Regions from separate parts of the Mus musculus genome. Here region 1 is linked to region 2. A link is a loop called in an ENCODE intact Hi-C map of the cell type or tissue named here. Cell type or tissue: heart. All regions are shown on one strand. Each heading gives the region's core, and the rest is flanking DNA. Links, peaks and the distances in the headings are about the cores only.

The links. Peaks named below come from ENCODE experiments on the same cell type or tissue, not always from the same donor. Only the 100,000 strongest peaks of a DNase experiment are listed, where the experiment ranks them.
Region 1: a loop joins it to region 2, with 2.0 times the contacts of the local background. A loop is called at or near these places in 2 of 42 quality-filtered maps.

What each region holds. Positions count from the first base shown.
Region 1 is chr9:94,605,665-94,621,293 of GRCm38, reverse strand. No RefSeq gene overlaps it. Among named protein-coding and RNA genes, the nearest start is that of Gm39404, 29 kb to the right of the region's middle. In heart, for the core only: a CTCF peak has its summit at 7,215; no DNase peak of the experiment used is centred there; H3K27ac peaks cover 489 bases.
Region 2 is chr9:94,682,018-94,697,646 of GRCm38, reverse strand. It overlaps Slc9a9 (solute carrier family 9 (sodium/hydrogen exchanger), member 9), which reads right to left. Exons shown (of 16, transcript NM_177909.5): 2 at 12,390-12,592. Among named protein-coding and RNA genes, the nearest start is that of Slc9a9, 20 kb to the right of the region's middle. In heart, for the core only: no CTCF peak of the experiment used is centred there; a DNase peak (open chromatin) is centred at 5,776; H3K27ac peaks cover 1,415 bases.

The sequences.
Region 1 (15,629 bases), core at 6,180-8,679, 78 kb after region 2:
TGTGAAAAGTCAAGGCACTTCTTCTAATTGGCCGATTCCCAGTTGACTCCTAAGCCCCACAGTGCTTGGAATATGGTAAGGCTCAATACATCTGTGAGCGCACATCACTAAGAGCTGTCAAGGCGTGAGGTCCCCTGGCTGGCGCATAAAACACAGACCGAGCAAACCTCTCTAAATGGCAGGTTACAAATGATGAGGAGAGGAGCAAACCACAGACAAACGGTAACAAGCGGTTAAGCTTAGGTGGGAACCTTTGTGGGTGCCGTGTAGAAATGACAGTTAATTATATGCCGCCACTTGAGTGATTTGCAGATAGTAATCACGGTCGCTGTCATTTTCCAAAACAAAAGACTTATACATGCACAGGCTGTGCAGACAGGTAATTTCTTCTTTTAACAAGTTTGATGAGACATCAAGATTGCTATGCTGTAAAGGTCCAGAAGAAAATGAAAATCCATTGCTACAGTGTGCAGAGTGAATGCAAAGTAGCTGCTTAATTAGGCAGGCCTTTTTTTTTTTTTTTTTTTTTTTTTTTGGTAACAAATGGCAAGACATCAACTACATTTGCTGAACATATCCAACATCATTTCTCACTCTGTGAAGTGCTGCATTAAATACAAGGAGAAATGCATAGATAACAGAATATGATACATAAAGATACAGGAGGGGGGGATGCTACAAAAACAGATGTTTAGATTTCCTTGAGACGTCAATGAATCATCGCCTTGGTCATGTTTCGAGTTTCTGAGCAGCCTTTTCATCACACGTGATTTGGGTTTAAAGTGAAAGAACAAAACCAAATTGTGCCCGCAGTCAGTGAGCTCCAGCAAACACTACCAGGTTCTTATCTTCTACTCTATAATATCGTACTTTAAAAGTTTGAAAGGCTGTGCATGATGCTTGCTTTGGATTGTCAATTTGACTACATCTGGAATTAACTAAAACCCAAGCAGTTGGGTACACCTGTGAAGAATCTTTTCTTCTTAGTTAAGTCACTTCAAGTGGGGAGACCCACATTTAACCCAGATCTTTAAAGTGGGAAGATCCAACTCTAATCCAGGCCTCACCTTCTGCTGGCAGTTTCTATAAATGACATGGAAGAAGGAAGCTTGTTCTCTTTGCCTGCTTGTCCTCACTCTGGCTGGCAAGTCCATTCCTTCCCTGGCAATACTTCTTCGGGATTCTGGTCTATACTGAACACCAGCTGAGACATCCACCTCCATGGACGGTGCAACCACTGGATTCTCAGACCTGCCGTTGGTAGGCAGCCATTGCTGGACTACCAGGACCACAGCCTGTAAGCCACTCTCGTAAATCCCTTTCCCCTTTGATTTATTCTGGGGTCACAACAAATATTTTTGCTTATCTCAAGTGCCTTTGTGTATCTGTGAATTTGCACACTCCTTCATCTGGAGCAAATGAAGAATGCCACAGTTTGTAACGCAACCAATAATGGATCATGATAGACATCAGGGGTGTCAGGTGCAGGCAAGAAAATTCCTTCCTAGTAATTTAAGACTTTCATACTGAAAGATAATCCAATGGCTTACATCATCCACTGAGGGCTAAAGAAACAATTGCTCATTGTGTTTCCCTAGCTAAGGGGACAATTATTACCCTGTCACTGCTGGCAGAACCAACCTGAACACTAAGAATTGTCTTTGAGTAATTCTCCTGGTCTCCTTTACAACTTACTGGTCCAAGACCCAGTTTTCATAGCACCTCAAAACAGTAGGTCCTATGCTCTCAGACCTGGGCCACTTACAAAGTGGCTTCCTAGACACAGGCCTGTGGATGGTTCTGTGATTTTACGGCAACTTAAATTCTGCTGCAAACCTCATCACCTCACCTACTTTAATTACCTCCTACTTTATGATGTAAGCTTATTCACTTTATCGGAGCTCACTGGAATGGGGTTGGTTGGGCTTTGCATGGTGGGTATTGTGGTTGAAAAGTAAATCCTTGCTGGAGGCTCCTGGTAGAAAACGTGTTCACCAAGCTGGTGGCACTTGTTGAGAAGGTTGTGCAAACTGTACGAGGTGGAGCCTTGTTGAAGGAAGCAAGTCACTTTGTGACCGTGATGCAGTGTGGTCAGCAGTCCCCTGCTCCTCCCACTGTTCTTCCCCACCCTGATGTATTACCTTAAAATGGAAGCTCTGTAGTGTAGCATTTTATCCCAAGATTGAACCTTCCATCTTGAACATTATTCTAAGGGGGTGGGGGGAGCTCATGAGGACATACATGGATGTTAAAAGGGAGGCTAAACAACAGAACCTTTTGAGGGGAAGTGAAACATTCCATCAGACAGGGAAGCTCTTTAAGCCTAGAAGTAAACAACTCAGAGACCTCAGGAAGTCCCTAGAACAAACCAGACTAGAACTCTTCCTCCCCAGGCATATATATATATATATATACTTATATACTTACTGCATTTCCTACACATATATATGTATATATATATTGTGTGTGTGTGTGTATGTGTATATATATGCAGTAAGAAATGCTAAGGGATATGCTCAGACATAGTTGTCTTAGATTTTCATACCAGCTGAGCTGCCTGGAAGAATCAGAGACAAGCAGAGCTGCCTGAATCCAGAGGCTCAGTCCAATTGAGTTATTCGGAAAGGAAAGGAGGCCCTCCAGTCTGTCAAGCTGCCTGCAGGTTGTGCAGTGAACTCCAGGTTCCCAGCTTTCATGAGCTGTGGTGAGCTCATGGTGATGCAGCTGTCTTTGAGTTATTTCTGTTCCTGAAAGGAACCCCAATAAAACTCACTGGTTCACCAAGTTGGACTTGGTGGTATGCGTTCCTTGGTCTGTCGTCAGTTCTGTATCTGGGGTGACTATATATATGTTTTGTTCATGTCTCCACACCCTTCCTTAAGTCATTTCTTACCAGGTATTTTATCACAGCAATAAGAAAAATAATTAATATAGTTAATGTCTTGCCACTGTGAGCCTAAGAACCTCCAGGCTAGTGTAGACTGTGTACACAGTAGTGCCTGCTCACAAGCTGCCTGACTCTGTTCCTGTATCTGCCATTGATAAAGTGCACTCACTGTGTGTCTTCTCGAGGACCTGTGGCCAGCTCAGAAATACATCACCCCATCCTCTCACTTCCACTGTCCCACTTACTCCCTTTCCTCAGGCTCTTATCGCCCCCATAGAGCCGTGATGATCTATCTCCTCTTTTCTGTCTCTCTGGGAAATGTGTGTGAAGTTAGCATTACAACCCTTAAATTTTAAATTTTGAAGCTGAAACAGCTGGCTGATCCTGGGATCCGTGCCATGTCCTTGCTGCCAGGGAGGTGGGAAAATCAACATCTGTCTCCCTTGTGATACTGGGGTAAGAGGCGGAGTCTCTTCTATAGAATGAACTCTGAAGAGAAAGCATTTGGATTCTGAATGCAAGGTGACATGTGACCTTGCTTAGCCCTTATAGCCCCCTTCCTACCCATGAATTCCTCCACATGGGTGGCTACCCTCTGTGCAGCCAGTCTCAGGGATTCTGTCCGTGTTAGCATTTGTTTCTGATACATTTGTTTCCTGTTTACCCTATTAGGCCAGATGCCCCAGGTTGACTTGCCCTTCCTATCCTCCCAGTCCCTGACAGAGTTCAATTCTCCTGTGTATTTCTGTCCACAGGTCAACAGGCAGTTCTCACACTTGTCCGTCATTAACATTCCAGTTCTTTGCTGCCTCCAAAGTTGAAGAAACTAGTTTCCAATACAAACAGTGAACACTGGCTACCCTACGTCATTCAGACGTAGGTAGGATGTGATGCTATGCAACAGTCAGGTAATGGGGCTTCCAGCCTTTTAATGCAGTGTCTGGGGAAAGTCTTAGGCTGGCCTCAAAGAGGACTATAACTGGATAGAGTTTTGTAGCATTTTCTGCTGACTATGTGCACAATGTATAAATTGTTGGGTAACATCTTTTATGAAAGCAGAAATGATAATGCTTCCTGCAGCACCCCCCTCCCCCACTGCCCACATTAGGCAGTTCTCACTCAAACATTGGGGGATCCCCATGGCATCTGGTCTCTCCCCAATCTGGAGGTCCAGTACAGCTACGTAGGTTTTTATGATGTAAGAGAAAACCATTCTATTTACTGTCACAACTTTTCTGACCAGTCAGAGTGAAGGGTCTTGTGTTTAAAAACTCAGTTTAGTCAGTCAGTTTCCTTGCAAATGCGAGTGAAGGGTACTGGAGAATGGACAAGTCTGTTTGTACGCAGACGCTGTAAGATCTAATGGCAGGTCTGTCTATCGCTCACAAATGCCCAGATAAATGGTGGGAAAGCTAATTATCTTGACATGATGGTTCTATGCTGTGTGTGTCAAAAGATCATGCTTTAATCCCAGCACTCGGGAGGCAGAGGCAGGCGGATTTCTGAGTTCGAGGCCAGCCTGGTCTAAAGAGTGAGTTCCAGGACAGCCAGGGCTACACAGAGAAACCAAAAAACAAACAAACAAACAACCCCCCCCCCAAAAAAAAACAACAAAAATAAGCAAAAAAAAAAAAACCATGGATATGTAGAACTATGCTTTCAAGTTTGTATTAGATGTATGCATGTGCCTGTGTGCCTGTGTGTGCCCGTGTGCCCGTGTGCCCGTGTGCCCGTGTGCCCGTGTGTGTGTGTGTGTGTGTGTGTGTGTGTGTGTTTTGGAGGGGGATGTGTGCACATGAGTTCAGGAACCCTCAGAGGCCCAAGACATTGAATTCCCTTGAAGCTGGAGTTCCAGGCAGCTGTGAGCCACCTGTCATGGGTGCTGAGAACTGAGCTCAGGTCCTATACAAGAGCAGTAGGGCTCTTAACTGCTGAGCCATTTCTCCAGCCTTGGAGTTCTTATATATTAATTAAAAAACAAAACAAGAAAAACAAACAAACATGCCCAGATCTCTCACATCATGGGGCCTAGATTGCAGCATAGAAAGGGAAAAGGAAAGGTCTTCAGTGCATCAGGAGTCTCTGCTTTCCTTGGATGAGTCACATCTCGGAGGTGACTCTGTTGCCCAGCTGAGTACCTCTGACCATGTCGAAGGAACAGACCTCTAATTCCTTAGCTCAATCTACCTCCAACCCAGTGCCTCTTGGACGCTGTGATAATCTCTGTAAACATCACGACTCCGCCTGAAATGAAGACCACCTATTGTGTATAGAAGCTCAGCTCAGTTTGGTTCTGTGGGGCCCAGCTTCACCATGATGGAACTGTACTAACCTTCACCTTTGCAAAAACAGTTGGTGCACTGATACAGTTTTTATAAAATCAATTCAATCTGGCTGGTACCTGAGACAGCAGGGTATCTACATTGCCAATAATTGCTTTTTCTGAGTCATTAGGGTTCAGTCTTAAAGGCCCTGACCACACATTTATCAACTATTTAACGTCCAATTGATGGAAATTAAGTCCCAGGCTAAGCAGTACTATGTATATTACTGAGAGGAGAATTAACATAGACTTTTCAGCCTGGAGAAGGTGGAAGGTAAACAACAAGGCCTCCTAAAAGTACAAACTGATGGTTATAAAAGAGATATAATGTCAAAAAGAGCATGGTGCTTTCTTTTCATTTGGGGTTGGATGTGCAGGATTAGAAAAAGAGACCAAAAAGAAGGAGTTACAACTGTTGTCAGGATCAAGTGATGTGTATTCCTGTGGAAATAGACAAACACCCTCAACAGCTGTGAAGATCGGGGCAACAGAAAGTAAAAAAACGGTTACCACGAGAGGGAACTAGAAAGCCAAGAAGTATTTAGAATATGAGGAAGGGCCTTCCGTGCTATTTTTGGAATTTCAGCCTCAAATGCACCAACAACGGACATGGAATATTTTCATGCTAGATATGGCAATCCTTAGATAAGTGCAGTTGTCCAGTGGAAAGTTTTGGCAGCCATCACTGGTCACCCCGGCATACTCCGGAAGCTAGGAAGAAAGAACGCACAGCATGTCACGAAGTGAGGACAGGGTGAGGGGTGGAGATAGGGTGGATAATGAGTACCCGAGTACAGAAGGGAGAGAGAATTCTAGTGTCCTATTGCGTAGTGGGGTAAATGTAGGACAGCTTTAAAGTAGCTAGAAAAGGGGGCTTTGGATGACGACAGCACAGAGAAATAATAAGTGTTCAAAGTGATAGAAATATGATTATGCCTGTCATTGTAGCTTGAATGCATGCATCAAAATATCACATATATATCTCTCATACATGTAGATTTGTTATATTTCAATAAAATATAAGCAAGCAAATGAAGAAATCGCAAGTATATAAAACCAGAACCAGTCATTAGTAGAACCTAGTGATTTAAGTGTGGTCCAAGTGAAGGAGGAAGGAATGTGAACATGTAGCATTCTGGGTAAGGGAAAAGAGGACTTTTTTTTTTTTTTTAAATAGCATTTTACTTGGGAAACAGAAAGTGCAGGGATAGAGGCAAGTCAAATTACATTCCAATATGCTGTGCATGCCTTCTGCCTAAGGAATCCGTGGCAAACACTTTACCAAAGCTGGAGAGCCCGAGCAGGATCTGGTCTAGCATCACTTCCCACTGCATGCTGGGTAACATACTCTATATCTATCACTAACTCTAGTAAGGTCTCTCGGGTCAGTGTTTTGGTAAGGAGCTCTTTATTCCAGGGCCTGACTGCCTGGAAACTCAGCTCTCATAATGTATAACTCCAAATTCCAACAGCATCCCTCAGAGGATCCTAGTAAGGTCAGTTGTAGGATACAGACCATTAGAATTCATCTGATCTCACCATGGCAAATGTGGCTAAGTGACACTAGTCCACAATGGAGTCCATAGCCACCTCCAGGGGCATACTCCCACACAGTGCTGAAGAATAGCCAAGCTTGACAACAGTGCTTAGGAAATGAGGGGAGGGGCTGTGGCATCCCACCAGAGAAATAGTAGCTCGGGCTGGGACGTTAAAGTCAGATCCTTCTGTTTTGTTTCTCAAGCGGGGAGATCAAAAAGGAAATAAAAACCAAAACCTGAAATCTCTAAGTCCTGCCTTGTTAAAGATGTGTGTGTTTGTGTGTGTGTGTGTGTGTGTGTGTGTGTGTGTGTGTGTGAAGTTAAATATTTTCTATCATGGGACAAAAAAAAATGTTCAGACTTAAAACCTGCAGAGTCATGGCTATCTCTTTTATCCTACAGTCTCCGGGGGTTGATTTAGACTTTCTCAACTACAGAGATAAAAATGTTCCAGCAGGGGTCTCTCTCTGCACATGGTACCAAGCATGCCTGACATCTGCATTCTCTCCATCTCTCTTATCCTCAGTGCCATGTAAATGGATGCCTGAGTAAAAGACGTCAACCTTCTTCTCTTATAGAATTAGAAAGCCACAGGAAAGATAGAGTGCAACATCACACTCACGATCCAGCTGATAAGCATGTTTGTTCAGTGTGTGCTACTCATCTAGTAAAATGCTTAGAATCCACACTTTTCCGTCTTTACACAGTGAGTTTAACACCTGTCTTGACTTCTAAACACGATTCTTTAATTTCCTTTGTTTACTTCCTTTATTTACCTGGGATACTGGATATTCTGGCAGATGGGTATGTATTTCATTAACTATTATTATTATTATCATTATCATTATTATTATGAGACAGAGTCTTACTATAAAGATCAAGCTGACCTTGAACTGTAGATTGTCTTGTCTCTACCTACAAGTGCTAGGACAATAGGCATGAAGCAATATGCCTGGATATTTTTTATTTTATGTTATACTATTTTATTTTATTTTATTTCATCTTGAGATAGGGTCTAATGTAGCTCAATATGGCCATTTAGGTGAGGATGACCCTAACTCCCAATTCTCCTTCATAAATACTGGGATTACTGGAATGTATCACCACGCCCAGCTTCTTTCATAGACTTTAATATGTGTTTTCCAACTGCTTCAGCTACTTTTCTATTGCTGTGATCCAACACCATGACAAATGCAACTTTAAAAAGAAAGTATTTAATTTGGCTTAAGGTTTCGGAGAATTAGAGTCTATGGCAGTGGAACAAAGGAACAACTGAGAGCTACTGTCTTGAATGACAACAATAACAAGGATGGGGTAGATCATGCGTTCTGGTACCGGTGGGAGTCCTTTTGATATCTCAAAGTCCCCAGTGACATACTTTCTCCAACCACGTCACACCTCATAATCCTTCCCAAGCAGCCCCGCCAACCTTGGACCACATATTCCAATATATGAGCCTATAAAATATAGGCAATATAGCCTATAAAATATAGGGCCATTCTTATTCAAACCACCACCTAGCCAACTAATGCTTAGTGTGTGTGTGTGTGTGTGTGTGTGTGTGTGTGAGCATTAAACAGGCAGAGTTGGAACCTTGGTGTACTATCCAACAGAAGCCTTGCCTTGTTTGAAGTGAAGGTTAGGCATCAAGAACCTTTGCACTGGTTTTTGTTTATGAGCTTGAAGAAAGAGGAGTAGTGATTGATGGGTGTTCACGCTCCTGAGAGGGATCCTGAAGGGGGATGGATGACCTATAATTCTGGTGGTCACAGTGGGCAGAACCTCGGGGCTAAAACCATGTTTGCCTTCCTCTTTATTCTTGCTGTCAACTGGTTTACTCAACCTCTAAAGACCAAAGATCAAGGTCATCTCTAGCTATGTAGTAAGTATAAGGTCATCCCCTTAGAATGCTATCAACTAAAATGTACTGCCCAGGTGAAACAGACATCACTTACAAATTAAACGATGTTTGTACTGGCTAGTTTTGTGTCAACTTGACACAGCTGGAGTTATCACAGAGAAAGGAGCTTCAGTTGAGGAAATGTCTCCATGAGATCCAGCTGTAAGGCATTTTCTCAGTTAAAGGGGAAAGGCCCCTTGTGGGTGGGACCACCTCTGGGCTGGTAGTCTTGGGTTCTATAAGAGAGCAGGCTGAGCAAGCCAGGGAAGGCAAGCCAGTAAAGAACATCCCTCCATGGCCTCTGCATCAGCTCCTGCTTTCTGACCTGCTTGAGTTCCAGTCCTGACTTCTTTTGGTGATGAACAGCAGTATGGAAGTGTAAGCCGAATAAACCCTTTCCTCCTCAACTTGCTTCTTGGTCATGATGTTTGTGCAGGAATAGAAACCCTGACTAAGACAATGTTAAAGTTGGAAAGCGGACTGACTGACTCTATTGCCTCCCTTTGGATCCCTTTCCTCCTAGCCAGACTGCCTTCTCTGGCCTCGGTGGGAGAAGAAGTGCTTAGTCCTATTGTGACTTCATGAGCCAGGAAGGATTGGTACCCATGGGGACTTTTCCTTCACAAAGGAGAAGTGGAGTTGTGGTAATGGTGAGAAGGAGGTGTGAAGGTGTAGAACTGGGAGGAAAGGAGGGAGATAGGGTTGCAATAGTGATGTAAAGTTAATAATTAATAAATTAGTAAATTAAGGGGAAAAGAAATAAAAAAACAAATGTTCTGTTAAAATTCCTAAAACCATACTTCTGCAAGTACCCGGACTGCTGGTTTGATTTCTGTACTTTCATCTCAAGCTTTTGTTATTCTTTTGCTTTGCTTCTTTATGATATCCACCATTATGTATCTCCTTTTCTGCTTCCATTTTTCAGTCTTTATTCTGTTATGTTTGAAGCATCATTTAATTCTAGAAAACAATTAAACATCTTACTGGCCCCTTTTGATTTCATATATATATCATATATATGTATTCCATATATATATGATTATATATATATATATATAGTCCCTTCACTAAAAGTTAATATTGGGCCATAAAAACTTCAATCCTGATTGATAATAGAACACAGAAAATATTAAGTGAAAATGCTTTATTCCAAGTGACATTGCCACTTACTCTTTAAGAGTATTAAAGAATTACCTTAATTCCCTCATGGTGGAAAAAAAGGCCATTAAGCTTCTGTAATGAAGGAAATATATATTTATAATGGAGCAAATGGCACTGTGCCTTTGTCTGAAGCAATCTCGATGTCCAATAAAGAAAAGCCATATTCAAATGTGGTGCCTCTGAACACCAGATATTATAAGAATTCCTAGTCAGCAGGATGTCTTGCCAAAAGCACTCCACAAATTGATTTAGGCTGTCTCACTAAATTGTGGCTCATTCAAAATCTTCCTCCAGTATGAAAATCAGCACCTGGTCAATTCCAGTCCAGACCTTGGCATCCAGTCATGTCTCCCCCGGGGTTCTGCATTGCATGCAGAGCATGCGCACTGCTTCTGGGAGCATGCCCACTGCTGGGGCTCATGTGCTCCCTCCTGCCTCCCGCTTTCCTGTGTGAGCCATAGCTTCACCCTCTGTTTGGTTACTGTTTTCTTTCTCCATTGCTTGTTCAGTTTCTATATAATCATTCCTTTTTGCTCTGACCCTTTATTTCTGCCTCCACCTATTTTTTCCCTGGGTAACCCTCTTTGATACCAATTGACAGTCTAAGTTTGTTTTTTTTTTTTTTTTTTACTTTCCAGAGGTTTCTGTTGCCATAGTGATGTTTCATGATTATCATGCCCATGACAACTTCCCGTGGCACTCTGGTTGCTATAACAATACCAATCAGTAGAGAAATCTGTGGGAACTTGTGACAAAGATGCTAGTTCACACCTCTGTGAGAGGCAGTTTGCTGGGAGACGCTTCATATTTAATAGTTGTTCATAGCACACACACACACACAAAAGAGAGTGCACAAATAAGGGCAACTCATTTTTCCTGGATTAAAACATTATGATACTAAGGCTTGTGTTTCACATCTTGAAAAGAATTCCTCCCTTTGTCTAGGCTTTTGTCTGGTCTTTCTTCCTACTTAAAAATCTTTGATAGAAATATAATCTATAATTTAAGAAAGAGAGCTGTTATAGGTATAACTCATCTCCAAATTTATATATCAAAATCCCAAACCGAAACATGACTGGCTGCTTCTGGAAATAATGTTTTTGAAGTGTAGTTACAGTGAATGAGCTTGTGAGTGTGAGGCCCTAATCTTATAGGATTAGTGTCCTTATAAGAGGGCATAGCAAGAAGAGGGGGAGCAACGGGAGCAGAGATCAAGGGAGGGTTCTGAAAGGAGGGGACAATTTAAAGTACATTATACACATCTGTTAAAACTGCAGAGCAAAACTTATTATTTTGTATAATTAATCTATATGCCAATAAAAACATTTTAAGATGACAGAGCAAGAAGGTAAGTCAGGAGGAAGAATGCTTTCACCAGGAATCGCACCATTTGGCACCTTAATCATATACTTCCGTTCCTCCAGAGCTGCAAGAAAATTAACTTGCCTCATTTAAGCCGCTTGGACTGTGGTGTTTGTTATAATAGCACAAGGCGATTACCATAAATCTCAATACTACTTAACATTCATAACTTCTGCTAGATCCTTTTGATTTTAAAGATGTAAATTTCTAGAGATATAGCCAAATAAAAACCACAGTATTACACTTGTACGTTGTTTGTCTCTGAATGCTAGATAGACCAGGAGGGACAGTGTGATACCACATATTACATGGTGTGAGTTGTTGTTACAGCTTGCTTAGTCTAGAGAGACTATTAAGTAATACCTTTAGTATAGGACTTTGTTGTTGTTGATAATGATGATGGTGGTGATGTCATCATTGCTGTGCCATCTGCTAAGATTATAAAGTATGGTGACTTACAGCTTCCACTTCCCCTCTATAAGGACTGGGAAGAGGAAGGGGCAGCCATGACATCAAAGCCTACTCAGGACTAATGACAAAAGTACCTCTTGGTGACACATGTTCTATGTACAAAAAGCCAGATGAAGGCCAGTAACTGACAAAGAGGGAAGAAAGTTTGTTACATCTCAAAGTGTGTTTGTAAAAGATACCAAAATGCAGAGTTTCGCGAATGAAAAATTTATGGATTGGGTTATTCTTGGCTTCTACATTTGTTCCCACCAATGGTGCCAATCAAAATAGCATCATTTGAGCACCATAAGGATATGAAAGCCAGTATCAGTATGCTATATTGTCAGTACATAATGTCTGTGGAAGCCATAGCATAAATATTCTGAAATTGAAAGTTCCCAGGGATCTCAAGAAAACCACGCTACATTCATGCTGCCGTGGAAAGTACTCTCTCTTAGTTATTATAATTGCTCCAATTTTGTTTCAATAATCTGATTTTTCTAATTATCATGGTAGAAAAGAAGCCCTGTGTTGTTTTTTCCATTAGTGACAACAGTAATAACTTTCTATGTGTGCCAGGCACATGCTAATAAGCAAGTCTGTTGAGGTTTGGACATTTGCAATTCTAAGTGTGGGCCCTCTGAGACCTAGTCGCCCCAGAGAGGAGAGAATAGACCTAGTCGCCCCAGAGAGGAGAGAATCTGCATGTAGACTCAAGTGATGCTATGCAACCTTGCTCCCAGGTTATTTCTGATTGGTAAATAAAGATCTCATCAGCCAATAGTTGGGCAGAAGATAAATAGGTGGGTTTTAGGATTCCTGGTCTGAAGGTTGGAGGAGAACCTCAAGAGAGAAGAAAGGAGGAGGAGAGAGAATTTGCCACGGGTTAGGCGAGTCATAAAAAACGTAGCTCTGGGGGCTGACCAATTGGAGTTAAGAGCAGCCTAATGAAACATAGTGAGTAATAATTCAGGGTTATCAATAGGAAAGTAGATTCTAATAGCATAGATAAAAAGACAAGAAGAGAAGAAATATGCTTTGGTGGAGGTACAATCAGTTATGGGTGAAGGGGATGCCTTTGTGAGCCCATGCTGAGGCATCCCTTCCCCTTGAGGGACCCAGATAAAGGACGAGAGAGGGGGGAGAGAAGAGAAGAGAAGAGAAAAGTAGAGGTTGGCCATGAGCACATGGAGAGAGAGGGGAGGGGTATAGGGAGAGAGGGGCAAAGGGCAAGGGGACAGAGCAAGAACAAGAGGACAAGAGCAAGAGAGAGCAGAGGGGGCAAGCAGCCCCTTTTATAGTGAGTCAGGCACACCTGGCTATTGCCAGGTAACTGTGGGGCAGAGTTTAGACAAAATGCTAACAGTAGATATCTGCCCAGCTCTTGTGTTGTTTAAGGCTTATTGTAAATATAAAGGTTATAATGTGTCTTTTATCCAGGAACTAAATGGTCAAAAGTGGGGTAGAAAGCCCGGATTGTTATTAAAAATTTCTACAACACAAGTCAAATCTACAATTTACAATTGTCAACCATAGACTGGTAGATCTGATGACGTGTGGAGAGGTAAGATTTACATTCCCAGTATTTTTCACACAGCTCTGAGAATATACTCTGCTACTCCACCCCAAACCATTGTCAACAACCAAAGGAACAGGCCAAAACCTGTCGGGCTGGCCTGGAAGACAGTTGCTTACATTCCAGAGTCACAACTGAGTGAAAGTCATTGAACAGCTGCTGATACACTTGTACCTCCCTTCGGCTTGTTAGTTTATTCTTTGTGCCAGTGTGACAGGGCAAGAGAGTGCAGAGGCTCCTACATCTTATATTCTTGCTGAGGCCATGTGGCCATTTTAGGTTTAACTAGAATTTGATAGTTCCTTGATGGAGACTCCTGTGAAAAATTACCCAACTCTATTTCAGATCAGAAAGTCAGGATGCCCGAGCCAACTTATCTTAGCTACCATTAAACTGCCTGTTCCCCCTCCAATTAACTGTTTATCTTAGCTTCTATTAAACTGCTTGCTTGTGCAACCCCCGCCCCCGCCCCCCTGCAGCTACAGAATGAGATAGCAGGATGTGGTTTTCACCTTTTAAAGAAATCTCTTAGCCTAAACACGTGGTGCTACACATGGGTCTTAAATATCTGAGTGTCATCCCAGCTGGCTGGAAAAAAAGACTCTCGATTGGATCATATAGACCATATCTGTGTGTTCTTCTCTGGTGGGTTCCAGACATTAACCAAAGCCCTGTCCTCACCACCTTCCTCTAGTGAGTCAAGGAGACTATGGCTTAAAAAAGAAAATGAGATTTCTAAAAGGGTAAGAAGCTTCAGGCTAGGTTTACTCATCTAAGAAAAGTTGTAATTTGTAAAAATAAAGAAACTTTGATCTTCAGCCTCCTCCAGGTTTTAGTGACTAAGTTGTTGAAAGTCTTTGTGTATATGTGTGTGTGTGTGCGCGCGCGTGTGTGCCTATGTGTGACGTGGGAGGAGAAATGAGCAAATAAGCCTGTCTGAGAACAGGCTGGCCCACGAAGAAGCCTGTTGGCTGTTTTTTAAAACTTCATTAGTCAGTTCGTGACTCATGATTAGAAAAGAAATTGTTGCAGTATATAGCTATCACCAGTTTTAGGACATCTACGTATTGCTAATTGACACATGATTATAAATAAATTGCTTCGAGGGTGTGTGATTTCTCACAAACTTTGCTTTCTGGGAATCCTAAAGTAGAAGCAATCCTGTCTAATACCTGGGCTCTCACAATAAGCCTTTTATGTTCCTGATGTGGAAAAAATTCCATCAATAAAATGTGCTTCAAATAACTATCTTCTCTTTGAAACGTTTGTATCACACTGAGATTCTCCACAGAAATATGAGAATTCTCATATTTCTAAGAGACTATCCATGAAAGGACAGGAGAAACAGGAAATTTTCACACAGCATGGAAGAGGGCGGGGCTGACCCAGTGGGCAGAGAGACAAAGGCCAGTAGCTTGCCCAGCTCTTTCACACCTAGACATTTTATGGCCTCTCTGCTCGGAACTACATTTATGAGCTAACCCAGGAAGTGTGTTAGATTGGAAACTGGAGATTTTTCTAGTTAAATGTTGGCTCATGTACAGCATACCCCTCAGGCCATTTTCTGGACTGTAACTGGGTAGGAGAAGTAATGACTACCTTGAATGGCCTCTAGAAGTGAGCCAAGAGGCAAGCAGGGTAAGTGTGGCATGGTTCAAAAGCCCTGATTGAACAATCAAAGGGGCCTGCTTCTTAGCCATACTTTTCATTCTCAGAATACCTTTGAGACAATTACATAATGTTTCTAGGTTTCTGTTGTTCCTAAAACTTTAGCGGTATTTCAGATATAAGGATAATGGCTCTGTAGTTAATATTATTGGCAATGAAATGAGAGCTAACACCTAGGAGCTTCTCTGCAGACAAGGAGGGGGGAAGCAACGGAATACTGGGTCCTGGTTTCCTGTGTCCTGGATACCACAATTTTAAACTATGAAAGCTCTTACTTATTAACTTACTTGAGTCCCTTTGTAAAGAGCATATGAACTGGTATTGTATAGAGAAAGCACATCAAAATAGCCTTTTGAAGCATGGAGTTAAGGGAAAATAGTTCTGACCTTCCCAGATGATCAAGTACAGAACTTACTGTGTTCTGGGTGGTGGTGCAAGTCCTGGGTGGTGGTTGGAAGACATGTGGGATTTTCTTTGGACAGTTTCTCCCAGGGCAAAGGTGACAGAGGTCTTTCACATAGTTTCTTTTAGAGCAGGACTTTATGATGTGTGATGCTGATTTTCATCTGGGATGGTCAACAGAAGACGTCCTGTTCCCACAGAGTTCCATGCTAAGGAGACGTCCCACACCTCAAGTGTTACAGTTCAGCTGTTTGGCAACTGGGAGTTTGAAAGTAACTGCAGGTGTTTTTAATGTAGCCGAGGTGATGGGCATACTAGTCCTTCTATCATCATGATGAGTTTCAATGGTTGTTTCCTTTTTT
Region 2 (15,629 bases), core at 4,537-7,036:
CTCCTGCCATGCAGCAGGTGTGCCACATCATCATTGTAGTACCAAACCTGTTGCCTGGACAGGCTCCCGTTTTTTGCTTAAGTTTCTTGGTCTCACACACCTATATGACTCTTTACTAAGGAGACCTGGATGGCCTGGCTACACATAATACCTCTTGCCCTCCCCTAATCGAATGTAGCCTCTCCCTTCACTCTCAGGTTCCACCCTGTGAGGCAAATGCAGCAGCTGCTTCCACCTGACCCCAGATGCCAAGACTTCTCACCTTTTAACCAACTTTATGCTGGTCAGACTGCTTCTGATCTCTTCATGGGGTGGTGGCCGGCCATGCCTCACAGTCTGTGGTTTTGGGGTGACAGGACAAATCAACTCTAAGACTGCCACAGGATGGACAATAGAGTAAAGAGCCGCTGGACAAGAGAAGGACCTACTCTTCCATCTCTCCAAAGTGACATTCCTCAGGACCTATGCACCCAACACAGTCTCCCATCAAGAGTGACTGCGTTTTCTCGAGTCTGGAGTTGATCTTACTCTTGGCCAACCTTGATGCCTCAGGCCAATGACACTGTGCTTCTATTACTCCAGACACAGGGGAATCTCAGCCCCACAGTTTCTTTGAAAGCCTGGCAACTGTTTTGAGTTTGCCTTATCCTTAGCAGGCTCAGCTATGAATTGTGTATACAGCTTCCCTATCATAAGATCTCACCAGGGAGCAACTGGCCTGGGGAAGCTGAACTGGGAGGGACTGAGTCAGCAAAAGGCACGGTCAGAGCAGGCAGGCTGGAGGGGGCGGGAGGGGAAGGAGTGCACGCTGACATCAGCAGAAAGTATGATGAAAATGAGGCAATACATATTTAAATGGTGTGTTTGCCTTCAACATCGTGCAGGAAACAAGGAGCACCTAACTTCCTCCATCGGCCCACCTCAGACCTCTCAGTCTAGGGCAAGCAAGTGCCGGCAAGGGCAAATGTCACAGAGTGTTAGGGAATGAAAGCAGACTAATATTTACAATATGTCTGATACGAGACATGTATTTTCGTATTTGCTTTGAAAAGCAAACCTCCGCCATAGCTATTACTAACCCCTACATTACAGATAAGGAAAATTTTGCTCGGAGAAATGAAGCTTAAAGTCCTGCTCCTGGGAGGGGCAAAATGAGGTTCAGTCCTGGGTCTCACTGGAAGGCATAATGCTCTTTCCCTTGTCATATTAGAGGGTGTGAAGCTCTACCTACCGGAGGGTCTCTATGGCAGCCATTGTGAGAGACAGGCATTTCAGGGAGATAAAAACTGAGATGTTTGGATACTTCCAATTATCCTAAAAATACATTTGCTTAAGCAAATCTTCTCTGTTGGCAAATCATCTCTCCTGAGGGAATACAATCTCATAAGCTCGGTTTAAAACATTTTCTAATATATATGGCATAAATATTTCTCTTGTGGCCCATTTCATGCTGTCAAATTTAACAGTTGGCTCACCAGATCCGAAAAATGTACTGACCAATCAGCTCACCGGAGCTGGGAGACAGATGCTTTCCCACTGAGACCCCGGAGTCCCACTCTGCAGTAACTGACAGGTGTGGTTTAGGGACATAAAATCTGACACTGTGAAGTGTCATCTAGATTAGAGATCTCTCTGGTGAAGACCTTGCTGTTCCTGCTGCCAGGGATGTGATAAGTCTATTCAATGGCTGCCAAGGCGACAGAGCCACTTCTCCCAGGGTCACACCCTATCCAGAACATCTCCTATCCAGACACAGAATAAGGTTTGGTGTTGAGGTTTGGTCTGTTGCTATGTATTGTAATACTAACTGTGGGCTCCCCGGGGCCTGGTTGCCCCAGAGATGAGAGAGAGTCCACAGTTAGACCCAAGTGATGCTATGTACCCAAGTCATCTCTGATTGGTGAATAAAGATACCTGCAGCCAATAGCTGGGCAGAATAGAGATAGTCAGAGTCTTGGGTTCCTGGACTTGGGTTTGATTGGAGGAGACAATGAGGTGGGAGAGAGGAAGGTGAGAAGGAAGGATGGGTTAGGAGTCAAGAAAGCATGACCACGTGGGCTGGCCAGTTGGAGTTGAGAGCAGCTCAGATGAAACATACTAAGTAATAGTTTGGGGTTAAATTGGATAATCAAAGGTGGTAGCAGCTCCTGACTGGGACTAAGTATTTTCCACAACAGTTTGGTCCTTTAGGGGTGGGGCTGCATGGTTGAGGTGAGGCTGGCCATGAGTCCCTGCTCATTGCAGAATCACAGCTTCCAAAGGAGACAAACCAAATCCTCAGCCTGTTTCCCCTCTCACATCCTTCTACTCTCAGCCATCAGAAGTGCAATCCCGAGGCACTGATGCCCTGATCACCAAACGTTGCCTCTGCTTGGGCCTCTGCTTCTCTGGGAGCTCAATAACAACAGGCAGAAAGGAAGGCAAGATTAACCTGACTTGTGGTATCAAGCTCGGCCTGAGGCAGAACTGCATCCATCAGGGCCTAGTGGGCCTTGTGATAAGAAATGACCTGAGAGGCACCAGGATGGAGCTCAGGGGCAGAACACTTGCTTAGCATGAATGAGCCTCTGGGTGCTATCCCAATACCAATAGTAGTAATAATAATCAGAATCATAATAATTTTCCCAGAAAAGAAAATTATATGCAAGGAGCAGTAGAGTGTCCCTTCTGTCCCAGCTTAAGACGAGCCAGCTGCCTGACCAGCGTCCTTCAGTTCGGCCGGCTCTGTGTCTGCTACCCCAGCTGCTGAGGAGCTCGCAGGTGGCCTGTGGAGGACAGTGGTGAGTGCCATGGGACAGAGCTTTATGTAAGTGCTCCCTGGGGACCGGCCATGGTGACAGTGCAGCTCTGTCAGTTTTGTGCTTTTGAAGGAGCAAACCAAAAGCAGAGTTGGTGGGTGAAAGATCCATTTTCAACTTCATCTACGGGGGCTCAGCCTGTAATGGGTAGCCTCCTTCCTCCCCTGCTCCTTCAGGGTCTACCCTATTCTCCACCTTCTCATCAACCTCTCTGCCTCCCATTTACCTGTCAGAATGTTCAGAGGAGAGACTTGTCCAATCCTTTGAGTAGCAAAACCCCTTTCGGAGCTTGTGTGTTTTACCCCGAGGATAAACCTATGTCACACTTTCATTACAAAAATAGTCAGCAGTTAAGACAGCACACTGTGGCAGCGACAGATAACCACTCAGACAGAAACTGACAGATACCTTCCTGCACCATCTATTCATGGGCCAAGATCTACAGAGTATCCACCATGTGACAGACACTGGGAGCATGGTGTGACAGAAAGCAAGATCTACAGAGTATCCACCGTGTGACAGACACTGGGAGCATGGTGTGACAGAAAGCAAGATCTACAGAGTATCCACCATGTGACAGCCACTGGGAGCATGGAGTGACAGAAAGCAAGATCTACAGAGTATCCACCGTGTGACAGACACTGGGAGCATGGTGTGACAGAAAGCAGACCTAGGCCCTGACTTCCTGGAGGCTTTGCAAGTTTGGAGATGAGGGACATTAACCAAAGCATCACAGATTAAAACTTATAAGACTACTAAATATAAGGGGAGAATGAACAGTGGGCCTGAGACTGTGTGCTTGTGACACAAAAGAACTTGATTTTGTATTCCCCAAAGGTTTATCTGCTCCTAAGAACATCCCATACCAGGCCAAGATCCCCCGACTCTGTCTCCACACCATACCATAGATTTCAAAAGAACTTCTGAAAAAGTTGCTCTGGTTTTCATATGTCACCCATGTCAGCCAGAGTTTTGAGTTAGAAATTTAATTCCCAATACAACTGCATGGCTAGGTGGGGCCTTTAAGAGACCTTGGACCATGAGGGCTTGGCCTGAAGAATGGATTGGCTTTGTTCTCAGGAGTGGATTACTATAGAGCGTTGCACTGGTTGTTTTCTATATCTATGTTACAATAGCCTCCTAAGAGAAGAGGCTTCCACTGTGGCTGCTAAGAGGTTTCACCCCATCATGGAGTGGAAGGCATGGATGGGATGTAGCAGAGTGTGTGCACATGAAGATGCAGTTAAAAAGCAGTCTAGGATTGGACCATTTCCACACGCCAGGCCCTGCCTTCATAAAGTCTCCTCAGCCTTCAGGATAGACAGGAGTTAGGGACTATATACTCCAAAGGTGACCCTCTGAGGGACCGTTCTAGATTCAAACCCTAACAAGTGTGTTCCAGGAAGATGGATGAGTTGTGGTCCCTTATCCCTTCCTCCTGCTTCTACCTCTTGATGGCTTTCATGCTGACACTGTAGGAGGAGCTCACACTAGGTGGGTGCCTTGAGCTTTGGTTTCCAACCTTCAGAACGATGAGTTAAGTTTACCTCCATTTATGTTATCGTATATGGTTATCTGCTTATGTTCCATTGCCAAGGCCTGGAATGGACCAAGACAGAACTGGTTAAGGTAACAACAGTTCTCATAAAATAAGTGGCATTGCTGATCCTTAAAGTGAGGTGTCCCATGCTCTACAGAGTAGTAGAAAGGAGAAGAGATTTCATATTTTGCTTTCGGCTAATCCTTGAAATTTTTTACTTTTATATATGTGTTATAATGTATGGCATTGTTTGCATGGAATTTGTAAACAAATAGGATTGAAGTAGGTGCATGGGGCATTTTACTGAGTTTGTGTTTACTGCTATGGCTTGGGTATGGTCACATTGTGAGAGAAGGTTGCTCCCCAGGGTCACTTCCACAGAATGTGGATCCTGTGGAAAGTGGAACAGTGGATTCTAGGTTCTGGGGTGCTGCTCATGCAACCCCCTCAAGTTCTTTAGAAATGTCTGTTACGGGAAGAGGAAAGCCTGGTCAAATGAATGCCCACCACCCCTCTGCTCCTGTTTGAGATGTGACCATCTTTTCCTGAACGTTGTGCCACTGTGAAGTGATACCATCTGCTGCCCTCACCTCAGACCAACCCAGTGGGACTGCTTCTTTATTACAATTTACAAGTTATAAATTTTGTAAGTAAACTTCCTTCTTTATAACAAGTGTTCTCTTAACTAAGGGTTAAATGAAAGCCCCTTAGTGTCCAGGCAGCCTCAGGGTCCTCTCTGCAAGCTTGAGCTGCACTGGGGTCCTCTTATGCCAAGACTGGTCAAGATAGAGAGACAGGAATCACCGCAGCTTGTTTCTGTAGAATGTGAAGGATGGATAAAACCTACTACACCGTGAGTAGCCTGCCAAAGCGTCTCCAAGCCCTTATGGCGATTAATCACCCTGGGGCTCTCCCTCCCAGCGTGTCTAGAAAAGCTTTACAGGAGGAGATCGTCCCCCCAGCCTTCCTGTATCCTTCCCAAGAGTGCCCCACTGTTAACTGCACATATTTATCTCCTGACTTTGCCTGATCAAACTGTTCCTATTGCCAGAAGAGCTCTGGCCCTGGCCTCTGTGCAAGAATGTCACACGGTAAAAGCCTGGAAGGCTCAAAGATAGATAAACATGTAAGAATCAAAAGGGAAATATGGACAGTGAGAAAAGCAGACTTAATTAACTGATTCCCTTAAAGGGAAGAGCCCAATTAAAGGCATATAGTTAGCTGTGTCTGTAAGTCTTGTTTGCTTGTTTGTTTTTAACATTCTTACAAGTCTTAGTCACATAGTAGCTCTGTGACCTACTGGGAGGGGATCAGATTCCCTTTTTTTGAAACAATAGCACATTTTTTACTCAGCAGTATACAGAACCCCAAACCACTTCCCTTAAGCAACTGACAGTGTCACTTTTCAAACAGGAAGTGGAGACTTAGCAGAATTTTCACGGAGGAGCTTCCTTTGTCGGTTCACTGCAGTCATCTGATTTATGGGGGGTAGAAGTGATAAATTTAACAGTGCTGACAACTTTTGAAATGGGACTCGATCCACCCGACATCCCAGTTCAATGCACTACCCGCCCTTGCAGCTCAGCAGTGTAAATATATAACGTGCTAGAACACACATGAACATATTCATGATGAGATGTGTTAAAACTGTGAGTTTTCCCTATAATCCAACTCCTTCTCCATTTTTCCCATCCCCTTTCCTATGAACTCACAGGGGAATACCAAGTAGCTCCTCCCCTCCTTCCGACCCCCACCTGTCCTTCCTCTCCACCTGCCCCTGGGTTTCCACCCAAGTGCTGTCTCTGCTTTTGCTTTATTTCCTGCCTGCTGCAGCCAAACTAAGCCTTTGCCTTTGTTAACATCCCCCTTCTCTGCTGACTAGCGTGAACAGGCCAACCTGGTGTTCAGTGGCTCCCATAGTCGAATCTGCCCTCAGTTTTCTGGTCTTCCATACATCCAAAAAATAGAAGATGCTTCGTTTCCTGGGATATTTATTGCTTTTCTCACTTGTATACCATGCCCCTCCCTCTGACTGGGATGTCTTCCCACCCTCACCCCATCCTCTCCCACAGTTGCATCTAGAGTCCATCAGGATGCTTCCTTGTAAGCCTCCCTGACAGCCCTGCCACCACAGGACAGCAGCACTTCTGAGTGCCTGGGGGTCTATACAAACCTTTGGCACCTGCACTTTAGCATTACGGTGTTATTCTGGTACTATTTTCCTCCGGCTTACTAGTAAGTACCCTCCTAGAAATTATGTCTATTTCAGAAGTGTAATTGTGGAGACTCAGTCCATTGAAGACAGAGAATAAATGAAAGAAACATTAGCAATAGACAAGGGTTGTTGCTGGTTGCTTGGGTCAGATCTGGGGCTTTCACATGATGGGCAAGCTCTTCATCACCAAACTACGTCCCCACCCCTGATGTTTAGGTTGTTTGTTTGTTGTTTTTACTGGTTGTTTATTTGTTTTTACTTTTCAAATTTCCATTTCCTCTTCAAAAGAAAAAATTTAAACTTCCTATTTATATGAAAGTGAAGAATGTTTGTTTAGTCCTAAATATCTGGAACAAATTCACATTTGTGAAGCCATAATATAATATAATATAATATAATATAATATAATATAATATAACATAACATAATAATATTGGCCCCAAAGGTTAAAATTAAAGATACTTTGGATCCACAGAAGAACTTTAGCAAATGGTGTTGAGAATCAAACATTACAGTGCAGGACAGGACAGCAGCAGCCAGCTGCTTTGAGTGCGCCTTTCTCATGGCATAGGTAGCACTGGTTTCACTTGGCAGATAACTCTTTTCTATCCTACATTTTTACCTGTGTTGAGCATGAAGAGAACGGGCTTAGCATATGGTACTTCCTGAAGTCTACCTTCAGAAGAAGCACACAGTATACTGCTGCTGCTCTAAATGCCATAGTTCTCTATTTTCCAGCTTTATCCTTTCCTATTGGAAGGAGTTCATGAAGGGACAGAGCTGTGCTCTGTTTCCAAGTACCACCAAGGTCTAACCACCCCAGAAATGCACCTGCTTTTTGAAAACCTTCTAAGAGGTGGTGGCACTACATGGGAATTCCTTCCAGACTCCCCAAATCCTTGGCATTCCATCTAGGCTTCAACTCAATTCTTCTACGAGTAAAACTGACTATCAAGTCCTAATGTGTACAAACCAAGGCTGAATACTCACTCAGCACACGCCAAGAAGGAAGGCGATCCAGAGGAGCTCTGTGATGGCTTCAGTGCCCGACTCTGTGGGACTTCTCCTGAACTCTTCCCAGAACCTCCCACCTCCTGCTGCCTGAGAAGCTAAAATTCGTTGGGCCTCAGCCCCTTGTTTATGAGCCCTTTGGAGAGCCTGGCCAGTGTGTGGTATTAGTGGTCAGGACTCAGGATCAAGGGCTAAGTCCTGATGTAGCTTCTTCCCACCAGCACCAGAGTCTGGCCCATTGTATAATATCTGTGGGTACAAATTATTTTTATATCTTCATATGCACAACACAAGGGGTTCTGAAGGAAAGGCCAACCAGAGACTGCCCTACCTGGGGATCCATCCTATATGCAGACCCCAAACCCAGACGCTATTGCTGATGCCAAGAAGTGCATGCTGACAGAAGTCTGGTATAGCTGTCCCCTGAGAAGCTCTGCCAGAGCCTGACCAATACAGATGAGGATGCTCACAGCCAACCATCAGACTGAGTACGGAGTCCCCAATGGAGGAGTTAGGGGAAGGAATGAAGGAGCTGAAGGGGTTTGCAACCCCATAGGAAGAAAAACAATATCAACCAACCAGATCCTCTAAAACTCCCAGGGACTAAACCACCAATCAAAAAATACACATGGGGAGACCCATGGCTCCAGCCACATATGTAGCAGAGGATTGCCTTATCTGGCATCAATGGAAAAAAAAGTCCTTGGTCCTGTGAAGGCTCAATGCCCCAGTGTAGGGGAATATTAGGGTGGTGAGGCAGGAATGGGTGGGTGGGTGGGTGGGGGAGCCCCCTCATAGAAGCAGGGAGAGGGGGATGGGATAGGGGATTTGTGAAGGGCAAACTGCGAAGGTGGGATAACATTTCAAATATAAATAAATAAAATAACCAATAAAAACAGTTTTAAAACATTTAGTATCCAAGAAACCACAACTCTATCAAATCCAGGATGATAACTTTCAAACATTGCAATTTTTCTTCAGATATGTACATATTGGTAAATATTTGGATTTATTCAATTATTCATTTCTTTACTTGATCACTAGGTATTTATTTAGCATGAGCACCATGGCAGGCTTTAAGGATACACTGGGCAATAGAGGCATGGTCTCTATCATTGCTGTGACTGCAAAGCTTGCTAACTTTGGGTATTATATCTCTCCCAAGGGATGTTGAATGTATCAATAAAACAGCCTCATGGTTTACTAACCCTGACACGTACTAAGCATCCAGATGTTTCAGTACCGGTGTAGCACTGTTGTTGGAGGAAGTAAGCATGGCAGAGATGTTGGCAGTGTGGCCCTGCCTTGTCAATAGCAGTGAGAGCACTGGGAACAGTGGAAGCAGTATTAGCTGGTGCTTTCGGTATAAAAATCTCATTTAAAATAAAACAATCCTACAGACATGTCTCAGTCTCTCCACTTAAAAGTAAGAGTTGACCTCATAGAGGTGAGGATAGAACAGGCCCTACCAAAAACTTCGGAGAGTAGAGGGATAGAAAGCAACAGGGGGAGGTTGATCAGTGAGAGCTACTTAGTTTCTCTTCCTGTCACTATGATAGAATATGCTAATGAGAGTAGCTTAAAGGTGATGTATTCTGGCTACAGTTCAAAGTGACAGTCCATCACAGTGGGGAGGTCATGGCAGCAGGAACAACTGGTTACATTGTGTCCACAGTCAAGAAACAGACAGCATGGATGCTCAGTTGCCTTTTTCTCCTTTTGTATGGTCTGGGACCCAAGACCAGGAAGAATAGATCTTCCCTCCTCAATTAATGTCATCAACCCCTCAGAGTCATACCCAAGGATGAAATCATCCCTCAGGGTGTGCATAAAGCAGTGGTTATATGCAGGTTATATGTGACCCCTTAATACAGTTCCTCATGTTATGGCAACCCCCACCCACCAGTCCTAAAATCACTTTGATCAGCATTTCATGCTGCTACTTCAGAATTGCAATTCTGCTGCTGTTAGAATCATGGTATAAATATTTTTTGAGATAGAAGTTTGCCAATGAGGTTGGAACCCACAAGTTGAGAACTACTGGCCTAGAGGCTCATATCCTAGGTGATTCCAAATTCTGTGAAGCTGACAATGAACACTGATCACCACAGGTAAGACAGGATTAAGAATTTCTTGGGGTGGGGGGTTTGGGGGGGCGGTGACTCAGTGGTTAAGAGCATTACTGGTCTTTTGGAAGACCTGAGTTTGGTTCTTAGCACCCATGTCAGGTGGCTCACAGCCGTAACTCCAGCTTTAGGGGCATCTAGCTCCTGTGACCTTTAACTTTCAAGGGCACTTATGCTCACATACACAAACATATCCCCATCTGCATCCCTATCCACATAGTTAGGTTTTTTAAAAGAATGTCTGTTGTGCTTTGGCTCCTTCTATGGGATAGTTACAGATAGCAGTAACATACCTACTGCACAGTTTAATCAGCTAGAAACAGGGTTGTGGTTATTTCTGTCATGAAGATATAGAAAATGTTTGAGATGATGGGAATATTTAGCATTATTTAAGTGTATTATGCAATGTACATGTATATGAAAACATCACATGGTACCCCACTGATAGTGCAATTTTCTGTTTTTATGTAGCATTTAAAAAACAAACTGTAATGATCTAAGGGGATTTATCTGCAGTTAAGGGCAGCTGTTGCTCCTCTATGGAAGCTTACAACTATCAGTAACTCCAGTTCCAGAGAATATTACCCCCCCCCCTTCTGATCTCTGCAACACTAGGCATTCATGTAGTGCACATACATATATGAAAGCAAAACTCAGAAAATAAAATAGATATGCCTCTAGAATATTTTTTTAAAAAGAAAACTGGGGACTATAGCAATTTAAGTAGACCTAGGAGAAATGACAAAGCATGTGACCCATGTAACTTCTGTATAAGCCTTCTATGAATGGATCCTTTTATGGGGGTCTCTTTTCATCTAACAAAGTAACCGATCGATATAAACATATGCATGCAGTAGAGAACCCAAATGGAAGCGAAGCCAACAGCTCTACATTTCTACATACCCAATAGGGTCTGCTCATATTGTCACATGAGCAACAAACATAAAGTAAGTTATACTCCCAATTATTTAAGAGCAAGCTCCCGTCCCCTTAAAGTCATCTCTTAAAGTAAGGACTCTGGCAGATGTCCTGTTCTCCACCAGCAGAGAGGAGAATATTTGCCCTGGGCACAGAGTCACCGACTACAAACCCTAGGCTCTAGAAATGCCAAATACTGACCCTGACTCAAGGGTTCATGACTAAGAAGTTTATGTAGAAGATGTTTGAGCTATGCAATATTTAAAACCACCTTAATCTGACCACTGGAAAAAATATTTTCATCTGTTGCTCCAAGTTTTCAACAGCAAACACTTGGTTGTGGCTGCTGATAAAGAAATTACTATATCAGAGCACACTACCAAAATTCCTGGGCAGGTATTTACAGGCAGTCATTGTTAGAGAACAAAATTGCTATGGCAACAGAAATAATTCTGGCATCCTTGGAGAATCAAGCTGTCTAGAGTACTGCTGTGTAGAAATACAGACAAAATTGGGTGGGAACAGGAGAGAAGTAATTTATATCCCGGAAATGCCAAGTGTAAAACTGCCCAGGTGTGCTGCTATATGCTAGTGAGCCTACTAGTCCTCGGGAGGCTAGGGTGGATTGTGAGTTCAAGGTATCCTAGGCTACATAGAGAAATCTTGGAACATTAGGGTGCAGGGGGAGACCTTGGCTCAAAATAAGTAAGCAAATAAAACTGAAATGTGTTTTAAAATTAATATACTGTATTGTTAACACAGTATGTAAAATTATTTTTGATAAATAATTTTCTATTTATCCCCATGGATAAAGAGAATCACATGACTGAGATCATTTGAAACATAAGACCTGGAAGTTGCTCCATTTATTACAGAAGGGTATTATTTAGCTTCCTTGCTGTGTGCACAAAGCTATTCTCCTAGCTAAGTGCGATCTGGCTTAATATTATAACTTGACTTTGCTGAGCCCTAAGAAGTCCTTTCACATAATTAATCTAGAAATATACTAGCAGAAGACAATGAAGAAAAAAGACTGTAAATCAGTCATATTGAAAAAGAGAAATAGAAAACCAAATCCATCCCCTACCTCTTTTTAACCTCTGAAAACTGGGAAAAACATGCTCATCTCTTAAAGAGGGGTGTGTGTGTGTGTGTGTGTGTGTGTGTGTGTGTATGTGACTGGGAATTGGGCCCAGAGCTTCACACACCCCAGACAAGTGTTCTATCACTGAACTACATCCAAGTCTGAAGTTAGTTTTTAAAATATGAATCATTTGCAAAATTTAACTTAAATTCCTTAGCCAAGCCACCATGGTGAAGATCTCTCGGGTGAACTGTAGGTTATTGTGTTTATAAACAGCCAGAAGGCAGTGCCTTTTATTGGCATCCAGAACCCATCCTAGAGCATGGGAAAGCTCTCCTTCCTCTGTTTCCTCCTTGGCTTAAGGAGATTTGAATCAAATAACCAACAGGTAGCAGGTACAGCAACACTAAAGGCACCCATATGCACACTGGGGTACATCTCAAGAAAGGAAAAATGATGAAAGATTTTTATCTTTAATACAACGCAAATACAGCCCTGGCTTGCTGGAAAATTATATTAAAATCTTTGCCCAAATGTTATGAAAAATATTGACAGCTGGGTTTATATAGTCAACTAAGTGCCCCAGTGTGACAATGTGAAAGCAACTGGTGTTTAGGCGTATACCTATGTAAAGAGGCTTCTAAATGATGCCATTGCTCAGGGAAGATGAAGCTGCCTGGGCTGACAGGGCCCTTACCTTCTCCAGTATGGCGTTGCCTTGGTGGGGGCTGATATTGTGCTGGTTGATCTCTCTCTGGTACTTATACTCATAAACTTGGTCGGTGATGTTGACTAGTAGAGTTGATGGGCTGAAGAACAAGTTCCCACAGTTGTAGACAGTTCCACTATCAATATCAGTCGGCGCTGTGGCATATCGCAAAATTAGTCCCATTATGAGGCCTAAAATAAAGAACACATGATTGTACTGGAAGAAAGCATCCTACGTCTCCCATAGTTGACTGAAGCACACGTTTGACTTGGAACCTATAGAAGTGACATGAGAAAACACAGGGCCATTTCTTGGTTTGAGAGTTGTTTACTCACAGATACTTACTCATTGGGATGTGTCGTTGGAATAAGTCACGGACATTACTGACTAAATACTTGGAACATATTTTAATGTTTTTTTTTCCTTCTCCCTTATCCACCTCCCCTTTCTATTCAAAGTATTCAAGAGAACCTTTGTTCTGTGGCCAACATAGAATAGACTGCTATCCAGGAGAGGGCTCTGCAGGGACGCCCCTTCACACTGACAGAATTCATTTATATTTCAGACCCAAGGAGAAAGGTGGCTTTGCTCTCTTCCTGAGGGTATGACACAGCAATAGCTTCTCTGATTTTCATGGCCAGTATTGGGGACCAACCAGAAGGGAATTTGGTCCAAGGGTGCAGGTTCAAGGTAAAGATGAACTTTAGCTCCCTAGTAATGTCAAGAAGTCACTGGATCAAGCAGCTTCCTCTCCAGCTACCAAATTCTATACTTGTTGCCAGGCACCCAGGTACATTTTCTTAACACAATTACCAGTTAAAGTTTTACTTGCCTGTAGTTGTATGTATTTTCCTGACACAGAGTCCCTTTGTATAAGGGATCAATATTTGACTTCTAAGTTTCTAAAGTCTACTAGGACAATCATGGGTGTAAGAGCACTATAAACCTTTTTAATATGAATTTATTAATGACAGAGAAGAAAAGAGCTTTATTTAGAGACCCGAAACAGCCCTTGATTCAAAACGTGGGTTCACATATGTGTTTTGGGAGAAATAATCCGATTTTACTCTTTGAACCTCTATTTTCGGAGGTTTTACCCCTTGCTTGTGGATTTTATAATCTAGGAACATTTCTCTTCTTTTCTTTTTGTCTATGTTGTTTAATTTTTTAGTTTTTGAAACAGAGTCACATGAAGTCCAGGCTGGCCTCAGCCTCACTATGTAGCCCACGGGTGGCCTAGAATTCCTGACCCTCCTGCCTCTGTCTCTTAAGTGCTGAGATTACAGGGTGAACCACCTTACCCAGCATTTCATTTTTTTGTGTGAGATATTTTGCATTAAATATTTTATTCCACATATCTATAGATCTAAGAATGTGTACATATACATATACATATACATAGTTTCAGGACTGGATGAGCTTGAGTTTAAGTTGAAGATCCATGTTCAGAGAACTCTAACCCAGTAGGCATGTGCAAGGGTGTCTGGGAAGCACACGGTTAGAGAGACAAGCTCTCTATGGTGTGAAGCTGGAGGGAAAGCTGAAGGCTCACAGCAGTCCTTATCTTGATGAGCGCTGAGATAATGAGCAGGATCTGGGCTGCACATCTGGGTAGCAGTGGGAATCACAGTCAGTGGATAGTGTATCTGGATCTAAGCTCTCTCTATTCTACACCATTGGTAGGAGGTGGCTGCTCAGCCGGACTATCTCTCTGCTGCCTTGTCACTGGCCAGACCACTTCAATAGCATGTAAGCAAAAGTGAAGTGTTTCACTTTGAGGTTGGGGGTAGAAAATAATCTAGTGAATTCTCTTTCTTCTTTCTCTCCTTTATGGGCTGAATGGGAAGAAATTAAAGGCCCCAAAGATAGACTGGTCAGACAGAGCCTGGGTCCCTAGAAACCAGGAGTAGGGGGACATCTGGCAGTCAGGAGCACCTGTATTGGGCTGCTATATGTGACAACTTCTGTTGCAAATATGTTGATATTTCTGTGGTCACAATCTTTAGTAAAAGCCTCCTTAGGACAATGTATCAATACAAAGGAACTTAGGAGATCTAATAGTGGTATAGAAAGAATATATGAAGTAGAGGAGAGGAAGAGGGAAAGAATGGAGGGTAGAAATGAAGGAGAGAGAGTGGGGAGAGGGAGGGAAGAAAAAGGGGAGAGAAAGAGGGAGGTGGATGGAAGGACAGCTCTGAAGTGCTAAGAAACTTGGGATCTTTCAGTTCAGTGGTGATGAGAACGAATGAAAGCTTGTAGACGAGAAGGTAAAATCATGAGATTTTTTTTGTGTAAGAACTATCACTTGTAGAGAACTGATTAGACTGAGAAATAGGGGAAAATCGAATTAGCAAATTTCTTTGAGAATTTTCTTTGAAATCTCACACATGCTTCAGTTTAATCTACTCTTCCACAATAAGTAAAAAATTGCACTCAATCTTCATGAACAAGAAGAGACACTTAGGTGTTATGTTTTATACATAAAGGTATCCCAAACAAGTCCACATTGAAAGTTTGTCCTCAGCTACTGGGTTCAATCATTGAGGCATGATTAGATCAAAGTCACTGGGGGAGGGGAGCATTCCCTAAAACTATGCCAGTGTCCCAGCTCCTTCCTGGTTCTCTGTTTCTGCTTCAATGTAAGCAGCTCTAGGAAGTAGGCCTATACAGCCATGATCTTTAGCACCTCAAACCACAGAGAGGAGACCAAGCAGCCATAGGCTGAAGTCTCTAAAACCCAAATCAATCCTTTGTGTATTCTCAGCTATGTCAGCACAGTCATAAAAGGCCGGATGTATGGGCACACTGATCTTTGTTGAGTATATGACCTGCCACAGAACAGTGGCATAGTGCTGAGTGCTTATAATGAAACCACCCAGGATAGTACAGATGGTAGCTCACTCACACCTCATGCTCTGAGGCACAGAAGGACATCACTCTGTCCACTCATTTCCTAAAACTGATCAACTGGTGCTGTGAACTACGGTACTATTATTGTTTTCTTTACTCTAGTGGGACACAAAATTAAAAGAAGCACAAGACAGACCCTGCAGGGATCTAAATGGATAGAACCTAAATTAATGTCATTCCCAACTCCCAGTAGGTTAGCTACTTAGATTTGAAAAATGCTGTCAAAGAGGCAAGAAGAAACGAACAAGAAGTGTCTGCCCATAGCCAATTCTTAAGTATGGAAAGCCAAGTTCTTGCCTTAACAGCAAATGCATGTTC